2 separate regions of the Mus musculus genome follow, and region 2 is linked to region 1. Evidence: chromatin loops called from intact Hi-C (ENCODE). Cell type or tissue: left cerebral cortex. All regions are shown on one strand.

What was found. A loop is a pair of places that touch in the nucleus more often than their neighbours do. Peaks named below come from ENCODE experiments on the same cell type or tissue, not always from the same donor. Only the 100,000 strongest peaks of a DNase experiment are listed, where the experiment ranks them.
Region 2: a loop joins it to region 1, with 5 times the contacts of the local background. A loop is called at or near these places in 4 of 42 quality-filtered maps.

Annotation. Positions count from the first base shown.
Region 1 is chr7:144,412,237-144,420,236 of GRCm38, forward strand. The region is part of intron 15 of Shank2 (SH3 and multiple ankyrin repeat domains 2); the gene reads left to right. Gm34621 (a long non-coding RNA gene) reads right to left here and starts at 7,275. Exons shown (of 4, transcript XR_003946689.1): 1 at 6,209-7,275; 2 at 5,987-6,091; 3 at 3,438-3,532; 4 at 2,830-3,055. In left cerebral cortex, CTCF peaks have their summits at 2,601 and 3,765; DNase peaks (open chromatin) are centred at 547, 664, 2,218, 2,609 and 5 more places; H3K27ac peaks cover 5,987 bases.
Region 2 is chr7:144,282,315-144,290,314 of GRCm38, forward strand. Shank2 (SH3 and multiple ankyrin repeat domains 2) reads left to right here. Exons shown (of 16, transcript NM_001113373.3): 6 at 2,741-2,823; 7 at 4,328-4,452. Among named protein-coding and RNA genes, the nearest start is that of Shank2, 110 kb to the left of the region's middle. In left cerebral cortex, CTCF peaks have their summits at 1,688 and 7,466; DNase peaks (open chromatin) are centred at 1,518, 2,098, 2,679, 3,654 and 5 more places; H3K4me3 peaks cover 5,433 bases; H3K27ac peaks cover 3,504 bases.

The DNA of each region.
Region 1 (8,000 bases):
GTCTGAACATGGGTGTACCATTCCCTCTCCCTTAATCCCCCTTGGGGTTGAGGATTTGGAAGGAGCTGGGTCATTGCTCTGGATGAACACCTGCCCCTCTGCTGCATCACCCCACCCAGGGGCAGACGTCACAAAGAAATCACTGCCAGCTGCGCCCGATGGGCCGTTTCCAGCCTCACGTAGGGCTTAACAAGCTACCTTCATTGGGATGGGGGGGGGGGTAGAATAAACACATTCTTCCTAAGTCCAAACAGAAGGTTCTAGAACAGCCCCCTGTGTGGTTTCAGGATGGTACTCGGCAGCCTTGCAGGCCCCACCCTCACTCATGGCCTTTCTGTTTTTGTTCCTTGTGTGATGTACACTCGTGCTGTCTTTCCGCTTCCGTGTGTGTAGTGCTCAGCCTCTCTGGCTGACAGTTGAGCTCAGGTTTCATCGGTTTGACTAATGAAGTCTTTCTTTATTCTCCCGCTGGGCAGGCATCTGATTCAAACAACCGAGCCCATTAATCAGGGACATCACACTGCATCTGAGTCTTGAGGTTTGGGCTGTGAGCCACAATTCTTCCTGTTACCTTTTGGTGTGGTTGTAAATGGAGGACTTGGACGGCTCCTTAACTCCTTTGAGAAATACTGATTGGCGGCTGTTGTAAAGAAGTGTGCGGATGCCACCGCTTGGTAATGGGAAACCTGCTACAGGTGGTGTGCAGAAGCAAGCTCCCGTGGCTCCCTGCTAGCTTGGGCGGGCCTGCAGAAACCCTCCACTCTGGTGGGTGGGAGGTGGGGTAACCACACACCTGCATATTTTAAACATGTCCAGGAGTCTCACAGCAACCTTGGAATATGCTTGGTTCATATTTTTCCTCTATAGAGTCTTTTATGCCACAGCCTCTTGTGAAAGTAATATTTGCAAGCCCTTGGGGTGGCGTCCCTCACGACTGGGCAGCATGATCCTGTGTGTTAAGTCCATTCTTCAGAGAGGCCGAGCAGGTATTGCAGCCTCTCTCTAAAAGTGAGGTTACAATAGCTGCCCAGTCTTCAACAGGAGAAAAGCTGAGGTGGCCGCTGGCATTGGGAAGGTGCGGGGGGGGGGGGGGGGGTTGCAGGGGAATTCTGAATCGCAGCAGATGACCCTTGCTGCCTTTCTTTTTCTGGTTAGACAATGTCTGGTGGCTCCCAGGAGAGGGAAGGAGACTTACCCTCCACTGGGGGCTGGGACTATTGTCTTTCCCTACTCCAGGTAGGTGCCAGATGTGGGCTGGGTGCTCAGAGAGAGCATCACTAGCACTCAAAAACTGGCTCCACCCAGCCAGTCTATTCCTGGCGCAGACCTCTCAGAGCAAGGACTTTAGCCAACGCCTACAAAGGACCAACAAACATTGGCCATTCTGTCACATAGGTACCAGCAACGTGGCCATCAACCAGCAGAGAGAGAAATCTGAGGCAAAGAGTCAAAGGGACTGTATGGGAAGGTTCTAGAAGCTGAGGCTGGGGGTTGGCTTCGGAAAAAGGGATCACCACTGAAGACCATCTACAAGACTGAGCTCCTGGGAAGAAAGGAACCGCCATTAGACCTAGAACTCCCCTGCTAATGAGGGGAGAGATGACTGTTGTTGACCTCAAGCAGTAGAGGAAACACAGGCCTCTGACCCTCCTTTTCAAATCTAAGGATTGCACTGGGTTGGGCATGGGCTTAGGGTCCTGGGATGCCAGCAGCAACTGCGAGACACAGAGGGCCACAGGCTGGGGTAGCCGTTCACAGAACCATGCATGCATCCTGTATGGGATATGCAGGTGACCGAGCTCTGCCTCTTGCCTTGGTGCACTGGCCTCTTGCCTACATTGCTCAGACACCTCTCCGTTGCCTTCACTGCCAGGCCCAGGATGACAACTAGAGATTCACTCAGTCTGAGCATCTTGCTAATGCCACTTGTAAATGCTTCTAAAAGTTAAGTTGTGGACCACCCTGGGCCAAATGAGGTTCAGAATCAAAAGGAGAGAAAGAAAATGAAGGTTTCAAGAGATAACTGAAAGCTGGCCATGCTCTCTGACGTGACACACATTAAGGCAGAGAGACCCTGTTTCCTCAAGCATGACTGCTCACCAAGGAAAGCCTGGCTCTCAGCGTGTTCCTCAGTGGTTCCACCACATGGGCAAGAGCTTTGCTGTGCTTGTAAATTGAAATAATGGGCCTTTTGCTACTTGGCAGCTCCAAGAGACCTCGTCTTATGCTGGCACCAGGACAGGATCCAGGAAGAGCAGAGAGTTAGAAGGCCTGGCATTTGCTTCCTGGGGTGTAAGCAATCTAACTTTAGGATACCCGGGGTTTAGTATACCCAGTAGACTGACCCCAAGATCAAGACAGTGTGGAATTTAGACATATTTAACTACAAATATATTGAAAAAGTCAGCTGGAACTCTCTTTCAATATATTTGTGTATATGTTAGTGTATGATATCAGAGCCACTGAAAGACCATGGTGCAAAGCCGTGAGCAATTCTGGCTATAGGCCTGATGCTGAAACCTGTTCTCTTCCAGCATCCTTGGGAAAACCTCAGCTTGCGTTCATCTCCCCCTAGAGCACAGGGTAGGGAGTGCTCCAGGGAGTCCCCACCGCTCCTCTCCGAGGGTGTGGCGTATGCAAACATGGATATGCAAACATTTCATGGGTAACCTTGGCATGTCCTTCAGTTGGACAGGGCTTTTGGCTTTCAGAGCCTCCTGTCATCTGAATCTGGCCCACAGTGGAGGCAGCAGGCCTGACACACATTTTTACTGCTTCATGGATCTAAGCAGAGCACTTAGGTGTCCTGGTTAAAGTGCATAGGGCCAATGACGAGCCATGGTAGGGAGTTTACTAAGCTGCTACCACTGTCTACAGCCCAGTACCAAGCCCAAGAAAGAAGAGACAAGAGGACATCACCACAGAGGATTCTGCAGTACAGTCCTCCACAGCTGGGAAACGTAGTCATTGTCATCCACTCAGGCAGCTTGTTGATGGCCCAGGACACCAGGCGCCATATGGCACTCAGAATTTGTCATTTAAGAGAAGCACGTCCCTGTTAAGAAAGCATAGCCAGTGTTCCCTTGGGGAATGCCAGCTCTTGAGGTGAGAAATGGCCAAAACGAAACAACAGAACTATATGTAACAAGTACCACGGAGAAGACCAGGCTCCAAAAGGGCAGAACTAGGATGGAGCTGGCACTCAGAGGAAGGGTATTTCAGTGACCTAAAGTTCACACCGGAACCAGTTATGCAGAAACCAGAAGCATGGAGCCCAGGACATGATGGGTGGAGCATGTGAGGCTAGGCCAGATCAGACTCTCCATGCCCGTGGGGGGAGTCAGCGTCAACCCACCAGGCAGGGGAGTGGGCAGGCTGTGGGGACACAGGATTGCATCCAAGGGATGAAAACCACGCACAGACTTATCATGGCTTACCAGGAGTGGACTCCAGTTTGTTGACACTCCCGGGATGCGTGTCACATGAGGAAGATGCTTTCAAGGTCTGTGCTGAAGACAGGTGGTTTCTGTTGCTAGAGACAAGAGGTACCTTGGAGACACTGGAGAGCTAGACCCGGCTGCCTGTCTATAAGCACTGACTCCTCAAGCTGGCTGTGACCAGAGACCAGCCATCACATCACTCAACAGGATGAAACCTGTTCTCTTCCAGCATCCTTGGAAAAACCTCAGCTTGCGTTCATCTCCCCCTAGAGCACAGGGTAGGGAGTGCTCCAGGGAGTCCCCATGGCTCCTCTCCAAGGGTGTGGTGTACACTCTACTGCCAGCACTTTGTGGTGAGTCCACAAGGGGCAGAGTTCGGCCTTCACCTTTCTGAAGCACACAGGAAAGAAACAGTGGTACTGAGGAGGTACAGACACCCAAGGTCCCTGGGCAGGCAGCGCTCCAGGTGCTGATGGGGCTTCACTCAATCCCTGCCACCCCTGCTGTCCTCCCAGGGCAGTCCTCCGACCCTGGCCATTGTCCTCTGGCTCTCAGCTGGGTCACCAGTATTAATCAATACGATTGTTAAACTGCTGTGACCACCTGGTCCTAGAGCATGGGCTTCTGTTTCATGACGTCTCAAGCTCTCTGCACTGCCACACAGCTCTGGTACCTCAGTCACCAAGCAAAGCAGGAGGGTGATGGCACTGCCAGGGAGCAGCACTCAGTAGTGAGGTGAGCCCTGCTGGGGACAGCCTGGCACTTCCTGCCACTATCCACATATTAAGGTGACTAGTCTGCCAGAGTCTCTTCCTTTGACCACCAAACAAACGGCAGGTCTCCTTTTTAGAACATATTTATCTATTTGTATGTGCAGTGGATGTTTTGCTTGCTTGTGTGTGTGTGTGTGTGTGTGTGTGTGTGTGTGTGTGTGTACGTACGCCATTTACAGGTAGCACTTGCAGGGGCAGAAGAGGGCACTGGATCCTCTGGAACTGGAGTTACAGATGGTTGAACCATGTGTGTGGGTTCTGGGAAATGAACCTGGGTCCTCTACAAAAGCAGCCAGTGCTCTAAACCACTAAGCCGTCTCTCTAGACCCGTCAAGTCTTCTCTCTTGGTCTCATCCCTCTTTTGACAAGATCCTATCACAGGTAAACAGTTCTTCCTGAAAGTAGGTGCCTTCCTGTCCTGGCAACTTGTGAGCAGGGTGGGAACCCAGACAAGTGTGCTGAGCCTGAGACAGCTTCCTCGGCAGGAAAGCAGGCAGTGTCCCACAGCCATTCCTTCTGTGGTTATGTATTCTGTTCCCATTCTGGAGAGAGGCGTGGAGTGAGCAGAGTCCTCACAGTTCTCTGAGCCTGTGGTGACTGCAAGGCACCAGGATCAGAAGTGCTGAGGGGGTCCCAACTTCTGAGACTCAGGCAAACACATGACCTGGCTCTCCTTCCCGTGCCCCATTTGTGGAAGCCTAGATAGGCAGAGCAGCTTCATAAGAAAGCAGGCTGATGCCCAATGGGGTTCTATACCTGTAATGCCAACGCTAGGGAGGCTGAGGCAGGGGGATTTTGATAAGTTCTAAAATAACCTGGGGCTACAGTGAGACTCTGTCTCAAGTCACTAAAAAGAGGAGAGAGAGGGGGGAGGAAGGAGGGAAGACAAATAGCTTAGAATTTAGTGGCTCATACAGAGGGGAGCCTGGGACTGAGGGTCCATGCCTCAGAACCCTAGCATTAGTGCTGGCCCCTGAGGAGCCTCTGGCCCACACCTCTGCTCAGGTTCAAACTGAGTAACCACAGTGTGAGTCTGGTTGCCCTTCCATCTCCCCAGCTCATCAGCTCCTGCCAGGAAAGACAGGTGAAGAGCGTCTGTGAGCAGCTGGATTCGCTCTTGGGCTGGTTTTGTTTTGTTTCTTAATTCTCACATTTTTTAAATGAATTTGATTTTAAAAGCAGGCTAGAGATGATCCTCCCAGAGGCGGGTGTTTGTGAGTGTGTATCTATTCTAAATCAGGGTAACAGACTTCTGTATATGCCGCCCAGCAGCCCCGCCGTTGCCTAGCAACATAATGATCTGCGCACACGGGAGGATCCTGTGAGTCATCACTGTGTGATTCACCAGGAAGGAGGCAGGCTACCCAGAAGGTGCAGAGCAAAGCCGGCAGGCAGACCAGTCCAACTTAACTCAGCAGTTGTCATGCTGGGTGGGGTACCGGTAAGCCCCAAGCATGTGGCCGGACCAGATCCATGCCATTAGCCACTAGGCTGGTCACCATGTTGGGGTGTAAACGTGATACAGAGCCCTAGCCTGGGCAGGTTGGCCTGGGTCCACTGGGAACAAGATTCATTCTTTCCAAGTCAAAGCCAAGTGAGGGAAATAGCTGTGGGCCACTTGTCAGAGATCCTTTCTTTCTTCCGCAGTGCCTCATGGCACGCCAGAGAAGGCAAAGAGTAGTTCCCTTGCTCGTATGAGTGCCTGCCCCAAGCCCCCTGGGCTGCCTGCCAAGAGGGCTCTGAGGTGCATTGTTCAGCCAGGGTTCAACCTACCATGTTTCCACCCGTGAGGAGGCTGCTGCCTCTCCTTGCTTTCCAGTCAGTTCTGCAGTGTGGTCTCAACCGTTCCCTGTGTCGTTTCCATTTGCTCCCATGGTGCTGTTTGCAGAAGAGGGTCATGCTGAGCAGAAGTAAGTGCGGCGGCCTGACCAGATTTGTGTGTCCGTCCCGTCCCCCCCCCCCCCCCCCCCCGTGTGTCACTGTCTCTGCTCCTACCTCTGCTTCCCAGATTCAGCTGCCTGCTGGCTGAATCCGTCCTGACCAGAAGGCCAGCCCAGTCCAGGGTGCTGGCTTAGAGACCCTTCAGAGCAGTGCCTGGGTATCTGCTGGCCCTCAGGGGACTGGCATGCCAACCACATGGCTCCAAAATAAGGGTCAGGCCAGTGCTGGGCACAGAACTTCACAGCTCCCTCCCAATCCTTCACTGCCTTACTGGCACTCAGGAGCTCCTGTAGGACACCCCCTGCCTCCCCCATCCTGAAGTATCACATGCTAGAAATGTGCCCCCCTCCCCAGTTGCAAAGAGCCCCTGGGCAACTTCAATGCTTATCCAGGCTGAACCTGGAATGGCTTACCCTACAACCAGGAAATCGTTGGGTGACATAGCATGTTCTGCAGACCCTTAACATGTCCCTGGCCCACCTCTCCATGACTAACTAAAGCTGAATCTTTAGAGTTCCCCCGAAAGCTGCAAAGCCCAGATGGGCTTCAGGACCTTAACTTCATGAGCTGCCTCAGTCCTGTTAAGATGACCCGCACACTGCAGGGACAGGCTCTCTGAGCAAACTTTGGTGGGAGGGCACTCTTGGACTTACAGGTACCTACAGTTCCCAGAAGCCACTGCTGCAGGTCCAGTGCTCCCACCCACAGCAGAGTCCTAGTCCACTGAACTCACACCTGCAATGTCCAGGTCTCCCCTGCAATGTCCAATATTTGAAGTAATCATTGCTAGCCCTAGTAGGAATAGTCCATAGAACAGAGAGGTCACCTGCTAATGGCTTCATCCAGACACACAGCAGGCTAAGAAAACAAACAACATCCCAGGAAGAGAAAGAGGCAGTGGAAGGTCCAGGGACAACTGTATGTTGCCTCAGACTCTTTCCCCTCACTTATGATCTGAGGAGGTCCTAGTCTGCTAGTATGTATGTGCCCTGCAAGGGAACTAAGTAAGGGGTCCCTAAAGTTCAGTGGACTGACACCATAGTAAGGAGTTTAGCTCAAAGCAGGCCCTGTGACATCACACCCAGAATCCCCACCCTGACAGTTATGAGGTGGACTGGGGAGCCCTCAGTTCTTACCAGTTTTATGCAGGGCATGAAGGCGGGGCTAAACTCTCAGCCATTTCAGTCTAGCTTGTGCCCATGGCAGGATGGACCTTTCCAGAAATGAGAGGTGTGTGGTGTGTCTACATTCACGTGGGTGAGCCCAGGTCAAGAGACACACCTACTTTCTTTAACCTGGTGGTTGTCTGCAGTTTGGCAATAGAGCAGGAAGCAGTGCTTAGAGAGAGGCTTCACCTTCCTAGGTGTGTGACTAGAAAGTCTTCAGCAGCCCTGACTAACATGGTCAGAGAACACATTTCATAGAATGACCACCCCCAGATAGATGGGTGAGAAGAACTTCCTAGTCACTCAGGACCTCCTCCCAGTGCAAGTCACCCACCTACAGCAGGCCTGATAGGCTCTGTGAGAGTTGAACCTGTCTCTCCCTATTCTGAGGACTTCACTTACCCAAATGTAGCAGGAAGGACACCACTGGGAAAAGGACCTTCTGTCTGCTATGGTAATAGGGACAGACGACCCTGCCAGCAAGTCTCTGCCTGCAGGGAGTGCACTGCTATACCCTGAAGCCTGCTGTCAAACCTTCCAGTCAGTGGTAGGCAAGGTTCCCTATGAAGAGGCCACCTGCAGAACTTACCCTGGGACACACTAGCAACCTCTGTGCCCTGAGCATCCAGGGAAAATCTCTTCCAACCCTACGTCCCAATTCTGAAGTAGGGCTGGCCCTG
Region 2 (8,000 bases), 130 kb before region 1:
AAGCACACAGAGAGAATGGGGTGCTGGGCTGGGCTGGGCTGGGCTGGGCTGGGCTGGGCTGGGCTGGACTGAGCACCAAGGTCTCAGAGAAACCCTTGTGGCTAAGAAGGGACATAAAGAAGCCACAGGATTTCTACTGTTTAACCACTGAGGGAGCACTGGGGCTGAGACAGGTAGCTTCCTATGTGAAAGTTGGAGGAGAAAGGAAAAGGGTGTCCAATAAGGGACCTGAGTCTATATTCCAGATACCTAGGGTGGGCACGAAAGTTCAAAGATTGAAGGGTCTGGCATAAACTTGCTTCACCCAGTGTCTTGTAAAGTGCCCGAATCCACAGCAACAAGTCCCTCCCTACCCTAGCTCTCCTTCGAACCATTAATGTGATGGAGGTCCTGGCTGCTAGCCAGAGCCTCTCCAGTTACTGACCACACTTGAAAGGGGTTCCCTGGAGCCTTGTCACTAAACCACACTATCATGGGTATAATGGCATCCAACCACAGCAGCCCCAAGTGACTGTGAGCTGTCCTTACAGCCTGTCAATATGGGACGCAGCGGACCAAAGGGTCTGTCACTTCCTACAGGCCAGCCCAATGACTCACCCATAGGCTCTCATCACCCCTGTGGGATCTGCTGGCACAGGGGGCTTTGAGAACTGAGTAGAAAGGGTCTCACATAGCAGGATCCAGGAGGCTGGCAGGATATGTCAGTAGACAGAGCAAGGTTTTAGGTGAGCTTCTCAGCCACCTTCTCAGACTTCTGTGACTAGTCATCCTACCTAGACCACTGTGTTTGCAGATTATGTCACTGCCCAGCCTCTGTTACCTCCCCCCATAGCAAATTCCCAGAACACAGATTCTCCCTGGGACATTATTAGGATAACCCGGTGATGGGTAACTGTTGAGTGACTTCTGTGAACTCGACACTATCAGTCTTGCTTGCCCATTGGGAACCTTGAAAAGCCACCACTCTGTCCTCACCTGTTTCCAGGTGTGTCTAACCAGCAGACCACTGGCCACATGCACCCCAAGGCAGCTTTGAATAGGGCCAACCCAAAATTTTATACTTACTCAAACATTGTAAGATTGTTTTGCCATATTTTTTTTTTCTTGTAACTTCATTGTGTGAACTTTGTAATTGAGAATGTCAACATAATGTCACAGTGACAAAAGGTTGGCCAGGCCTGCTAGACTGGTTAGAAGGGGCTTTCCTGCTCCTACAGCTCCAGGGTGCCCTGTTCTAGTTGACTGCTATCTGCAGGCCAGACCCTACCTAAGTCCCATGCCTCCTGTAGACCCAAAGCCCTAGAGAACTGACTGGCACCACTCTGGGACTCAGAGCCGTCACTGTTCTTCACTCCCAACCCATGTTCTATCCACAGCCCTCTTCTTCAGTGTCTGGGGCTCAGCTACTCCTGTTGTGATTTCTGCCCACCATGTCCTGTGTCCTCCTACTGGGACTCTACAGAAGAAAGCCCTCTCCCTCCTTCTCCAGCCCTCAACCCCCAGACTTCCTGCCTTCTGACTTACTTCCGGGGGGCGGGGGCAATGGCTGAATCTGGGATACAGACAGCACTGTCTCCTGCCCCAGAGCAGCCACCAAAAAACGGCCGACAAGGGCCAGAGTTGGTGGCTCTCAATTTATTAGGCAGCATCTTTTCATCCTGTGTCCCCTGTGCGCACCTCTAGGTGGACAGTCAGAGTTCTGTTAATGTTGGTGACAGGCAGCTTTGGCCGGAACAGCAAAGTTGGGGCTTTTTAGTCTGTTTCCTTTAAAAATGGAAATGCTATACAAAGAGGTGAGCCCGGTGGTTCTTGGTCTTCCTTGCAGTGGGGATGCTGCTGCCCTCGCTGTCCTCAGCAAGGCATCTTCCTCAGGAGGGAGCCGCTGCCCTCCTTGGCTCTGGTAGGACTGAAATGGCCTGAGCCCCTCACTCCCTCACCCCTCAGCGTTGGCCTCCATGGCGGGGAGAGACACAGAGCTGGCGGCTCCCCCTCCCGCCGGCCACCAGCCCAGCCTGCGGCTCCTCTGCTCTGCGCGGGATGACGCCCAGGCAGCCGCGCCGGTCGCACTGTGGGCTCATCAGATGACTGTGGGGGCTCCTGCTGCACACTACATTCCCTAGGACGGGGGAGAGGGAGGGAGGGGGCGCTGGCTGCAAAGCACAGGTCTCTGCATCCCCAGTGCCTGCTGCTGGCTCGTGCACAGAACAAACGGAGAGAACCCGATCTCCTCTTTAAGCCCCTTCAAGAAATAGCAAAGCAGCTGTCTTGGTTATTCCTCCGGCTGATTTCTTCTGCTTCCCTGGAAGATGCGTCTGGCCGAGACAGGCCTGGGGACCTCCTTCACCACGCTGCTGCCTCTGCCGCCGCCGCCACCACCCGGGCCACTTACTTTCTTTGCTCTGGGCGGCGGTGTCCTGGCCGGCCCCCGGGTCCCTTGAGCTGGGCCCCCTGCTCCCCCAGCGGCCTGGGCAGCCCCTCCAGCATCCATGACTCCTTCCCCTGGCTGGCTCCCGCGCCCGCCGCCCCCCTCCACATCCCACTGTGCCCCGCTCGCCCATCCTGCTACCCCCCCACCCCCAGCTCCTCCTGCACCGAGCTGCTGCCCAGGCTCCTCCATGCTGCCTGGATCTGAGCTGGGTGATTAATTGGCTGTGATGATGAGCGTCCCCGGCGGTGGAGCAGCCACCGTGATGATGACCGGTTACAATAATGGTCGCTATCCCCGGAATTCTCTCTACAGTGACTGCATTATTGAGGACAAGACGGTGGTCCTGCAAAAGAAGGACAACGAGGGCTTTGGATTTGTGCTCCGAGGGGCAAAAGGTGAGTGTTCTGGGATCCCTTTCCACAGTGTGTGTGTGTGTGTGTATGTGTGTGTGTTGTACACAGGCTTGTATGAAGAACCTTCCCCAGCTTGGAAATAAGCATGAAACAAGCATTTTCCTGGGGGCACTTGGTTGCTAGACAACGATGCTCTTTAACATTCTGCCTTCCTCAGAAAACATCTAGGCTTCCTGCAGGCATGTTTTTAATTTTCCATCTACAGTACTGCTCCAAATGAGCTGCTCTCCCTCCCTCCCCCCCCCACCTCTTTCTCCCAATCCTGGGGAGACCCTGCAGCTTGGGCTTCAGTTTAGTCACAGAGTGCTGACTCTCAAAGCTCCTGGTGTCTGATACTCAGAATGGCCCAGCCCAAGTTTGAGGCACCCGGAAGCTGGCCTGTGCTGGGGATGGGTTTCAGCTCTAAGGGTGGCAGGTGTCTGCCAACTCACCTCTAAGGTGACTTTGCAAAGGCAAGGAGAAAAGAAGGTCCCCTCTACTGTCAACTAAGCTGGCAGCACCCCACACCCTGTGGCCTGGGAGTGGGAGGCTCTGGGATACATCTCAAAGCAGTGCCCCACGCTGGCCCCTAGTCTGGGGCTTCCCTTCCAAACTACAGCAAAATGGCATCAGCTTGCTCTAGAAGAGGCGTCTGCCTGAGGCAGGTGGAGGTCAGCCATGTGGCAGTTACCTGTGCAGGAGGCATCCTTCCCTGGCTAGCTTGCCCACCTGCCACGGGCTCTGACCGCCCACAGCAATCCATCCAAAAAGAGAAGAGCAGAGTCTTCTCCACCCCCAGGGTACAGGTCCATGCCTGTGTGATGCGCCTTCCCCTCCCCCAATCTGGGCATCACACCTTCCCACCCACCCACCCACCCACCCCCAGCCTCTCAGGAGGACCAAGAGAGTCCTTCAGCAGCCTCATGGGCCCCAGAAGCCCAGCCTTGCTCCGCTGAGAGGCATGGTGGTCATGTGATGGTCATAGAAAGCCAGGTTCCCCCCTGGAGAGAGTTCAGAGCAGATTCCAAATCAGCAGCCACCCACTGGGTCAACATTGTTCTCTGTCCCTGTTCCAAGTTGAATCCCCTGGGTTGCAAGTCTGTATAGCTGTGAAACTGGCAGGCGGTTTCGGTATGGTCTTTCCCTAGCTCTGTGTGGCTGGGGAAGGAACTTTTCCATTTTTAGAACTGAAAATGTTTAGTCATTGATACTTTTAAAGAAAATGACAGACATATAGACATGTTCCGCAGACCACTTTATTCCATGGTTTCGGCAGAGCGGCCAGGAGGCGTGAGGGGACACTGGCATGCACCTGGCTTCATAGCTTACATTAGTACCAATGTGCATGTGAGTAAGGAGCCCCTCTCTGGGACAAGCCAGCCAGGACCACTGCCTCCCAATAGGGAATGCTGTGACCCTCTTCCTCCCAGAGTCCCGTGGGCAGGTGGGATGACCAACTTGGAAAACATCCCCCAGACTCAAACACAGTATTTCTTTGTCTTCCTAGCCGATACCCCCATTGAGGAATTCACACCCACGCCAGCATTTCCAGCCCTGCAGTACCTGGAGTCCGTGGATGAAGGTGGGGTGGCATGGCAAGCCGGACTAAGGACCGGGGACTTCTTGATTGAGGTAGGGCACAGGTGTTTGTATCACACTACTTGGGGAGAGCGCCGACTCTCATGTGAGAGAGGATTGTGGTTTTGAGCACAGCATCCGGATGGTGGATGACTTAGGCCACATGGCTTGTATTCTCTCGAGCATACCCTACCCACCGAGGATACTTTTCCTCTGTCCCTGATGTTCAAGTGTTTTCGTAGCTCTTTGGGAAGAGAAAGCATACATGGAACTTGGCCAGTGGTCTTCAAGAGGAAGATGGAGACATTGTCATGATGCTGGAGCCACATGCAGATCTGTGGGTGGCTCAGCTCTGACTCTAATAATAGGAGGGGAGTCCTTGCCCACTCCTGTTGTGTCCTAAGGACAAGTCACCAAGCCTTTGTGTGGTGTTGGCTAGCATGACGTGTGTTGTGGGTGGCTATGAGTTGTTTGGTCTATGTTCATTGCATGGTTGTTGGTCTTTAAGGACCACAGAGCATGGGGCGGGGGTGGGGCTTGGGAGGGGCTAGAGTAGGCCCAGAGAGGAGACTGCAGTGTGCAGAAGCTTTCAAAGCTAATTTTCATTCAAACCCAAAAGCAGGATAATGTTTGGTCATTTGAGGAGTCTTCTTGTGTGCAAGTGTTGGTGTCTGTGAACGTCACCTGCGGGTTGTATGTTGGTGCCAGTGAGGAAGTTGTTGCATCCTGGTGCTTCAGGGCATTCTGCCTCTTTGCGGGTTTAGGTGTTACTTTGGATCTCACTATATGAGACAGCTTGCTACTCTTTGGAAGCAGTGTGACTGAACGAATATGCACTAGGTTGGAAAGATGGCCTCTTTTATGATCTGATAGACCCAAACGGGCCTGGTCAGTAGGTTTTTGTCTCCCAGTGTTCACTCAGAGTCTTGCCTCAAGTTTGTCAGAAATCACACACAGGTGGAGATAGTAAACAGGTGTATCTCACCCAGCCAATTGGGTGACCTCAATGCACATCCATTCAATAAGAGAGGATACCCTAGCCTGTCCCAGTAAGATGGCACATGAAGCCTTTGCTCCGTGTTATATGTTACCTGCCCACAATAGTTTTTCTCTGCCCATCATGGTTTTGTATATCTCTGGAGTCCGTTCACACTAGTAAGGGTGACAGGAGTAGAGGGAGAAGAGAACACATCTGTTAGGGAAAGAAGCAGGTAAAAAGGAGTCACATATGGCTCTCTTGCCATTGCTGAAAGATGCTTTAAACTACTCTTGACAGCCCAGAGCCTGGTCTGAGGGAGGCACGAGCTAATTCAGGTTTCTGTGGGTCAGAGCAGTTAGAATCTCTTCCAGAATGGAGAAGCCGGAGCTGGCTGCAACTCCTTGAGTTCATGGGGTTTGTAACCTCCTGGAACTGCAGACTGGGTTGAATCATCTTCTGTAGGATGCGGTTGTGACGCAAACCCTCTTCCTGTGTATGAGAGACACTAGAGACAGAGGGGGTGTGGCCTGGGACTGGGGCTATAAGTGGTGTGTGGGTGGCCGTGTGATGGCAGAGAAGGGGGCTCCAGGAGCGTGAGATGGGCTTCAATAATAAATGAGGGCTGTAGATGGATGCACACCCCCTGATGTTCAGCTCACTTGACTGTTTCCATGATAAACTAGTCAATAAAACAAGCCTGGGCCTCTGAAGTGGAAATGCCTTGGGGTGACACTTTTCCTGGGGATGTCCTGCATACCACCCCACAATTTTCTGTCCTTGTAGCACTTCCTTTGACTTTTTTTTTAAACCTCTGATATACTAAACTGTCTTTGGGGAACAGGCATTTTGTTCCAGTGGCCTCTGAGTTCCAGGATTCTAGGCTTGTCTGACTTGGTCCCCAAGGTCTGTTAGGGCTATATGTTGTTCTGTAATTTTGTACATGGGCTATGGAAGGACTTAGCACATCAGAGCCATCGTCTCACAAAGCTGATTGTCACATTCATATACTGATGATGGGACTGTGGGATGCAGACCCCCGGAGGTGGCAAACAGGCTCCTGTCTTCTACTTCCCAGGCTGCCTGAGGTGAAACTCAAGATTTCTCTATGTTAGGTGCTTAGATTTAAGTCTGTACCTCCCATGAGTTGTTTCCTTGGCTGCTGGCTTTTGCCATCAGAATATTAAAATCATTTATAAGCCCTTACATCGGCGTGTGCTTCCCAGGGGACAACTGCTCTGTATTTTCAGTGAACGGTTTTCCACCTTGAAGGGATTGTTTTTAAAAAGCTTTATGTGTTCCCTTATGAATATGTGTGGGTTGAAGCTGTCCCCTACAGCACTCCACGAAGCATGGGTACCCATGGACAAAGCTACCTCAAGTGCCAGCGTGTGGTCCTCATCCCCGTGCCCCTTGGCAACCCTTTTCTCTACTGCCTGAAAAACAAAAACCCTGCAAAGTATATCAGACTTCGTATTTGCTTTCTAAAATTGCATGCTGTGGTTTGAACTTCGGGACCAAGGGGCCACTTTAGAAGTGGGGGTTGACTTTTAACATCTCAAGTATCCACAAAGCTCCATCCCTCTTTCTTTAACTCGGTCAGATTGCCCTGACATTGTCATCGTGCCTGGCGCTGGAACCCATAATGAAGAGCTTCCTGTTGTACGGGATTTTCTCTAGTCTACCATCTAAAGTTTCTTTCTCTCCTGATAAAGTGTTAAGGAGAGCGTTTTTTTTTTTTCCCCTCTGTTGTTTTTTTCCTTCCTTGGTGACTACACTTCACTCCCAAAACACTCTTAAGATTTGAGTAAAGCGCTGTCAACCTTTTAAGTCTTTCACTACTTACTTCGTCTTTGTATGCACAAGTGCACACTTGTACGTGTATGTGTGCATACATGTGTGCATGTAGACATGCACACCACAGTGCTCACCAAGTAGGGTCCAGTAATCAAACTCAGGTTCTAAGGTTTGGTGACAACTGTTCTTATCGATTGAGCCTTCTTGCCAGCCCCTTTGATAAGCTATCTTGAAGTCAGGGATGAGGAAAAAAAGCCCCCCGGGGGTCAGCATGAGAACTCAGCTCTGAGTGAGGGTGTATGTGTGCACCCCATGTTTGAGGGCATTTGACTGCAGTCACTCTGATGTCCACACACTGGTCAGAGTAGTGTGGCTACATGACCCCGATGTACCAAGGTTAAAAGATATTCTTGCTTCTTGTAGAAAGTGGCCCAGTGCTGATGGAGAACCCATTCAGCTCCTTTGAGACTTGAGAGCAGCACTCCATGCTTACACTATATAGTAAAGGCTTTGTCCATGGCTGTTAGACTAAATCGCTTAGGGAATCGTGACAAGGGGAAACATCTGGGCGTGCTTAGTATAGGCAGTGGGTTGTTTTTGTTTCTGCTTTAAAGCGTTTTCTGTCCATGATGCTAGAGTTTGTAGAAACAGAGCCCGGAGCTCGAACACTGGTGACTGTGTCTCTATGTTTTCCTCATTAAGAGACTTGACAACTGGCCCAGTAACAATAGCTAGAAAGGTCTTCAGAGGACATGGAGTGGCTGGGAAAGTGCGCTCTCTGTGCAGCTTGGGTGAGAGACTGGGGATTCCAATAGCCAAGAAAGCCATA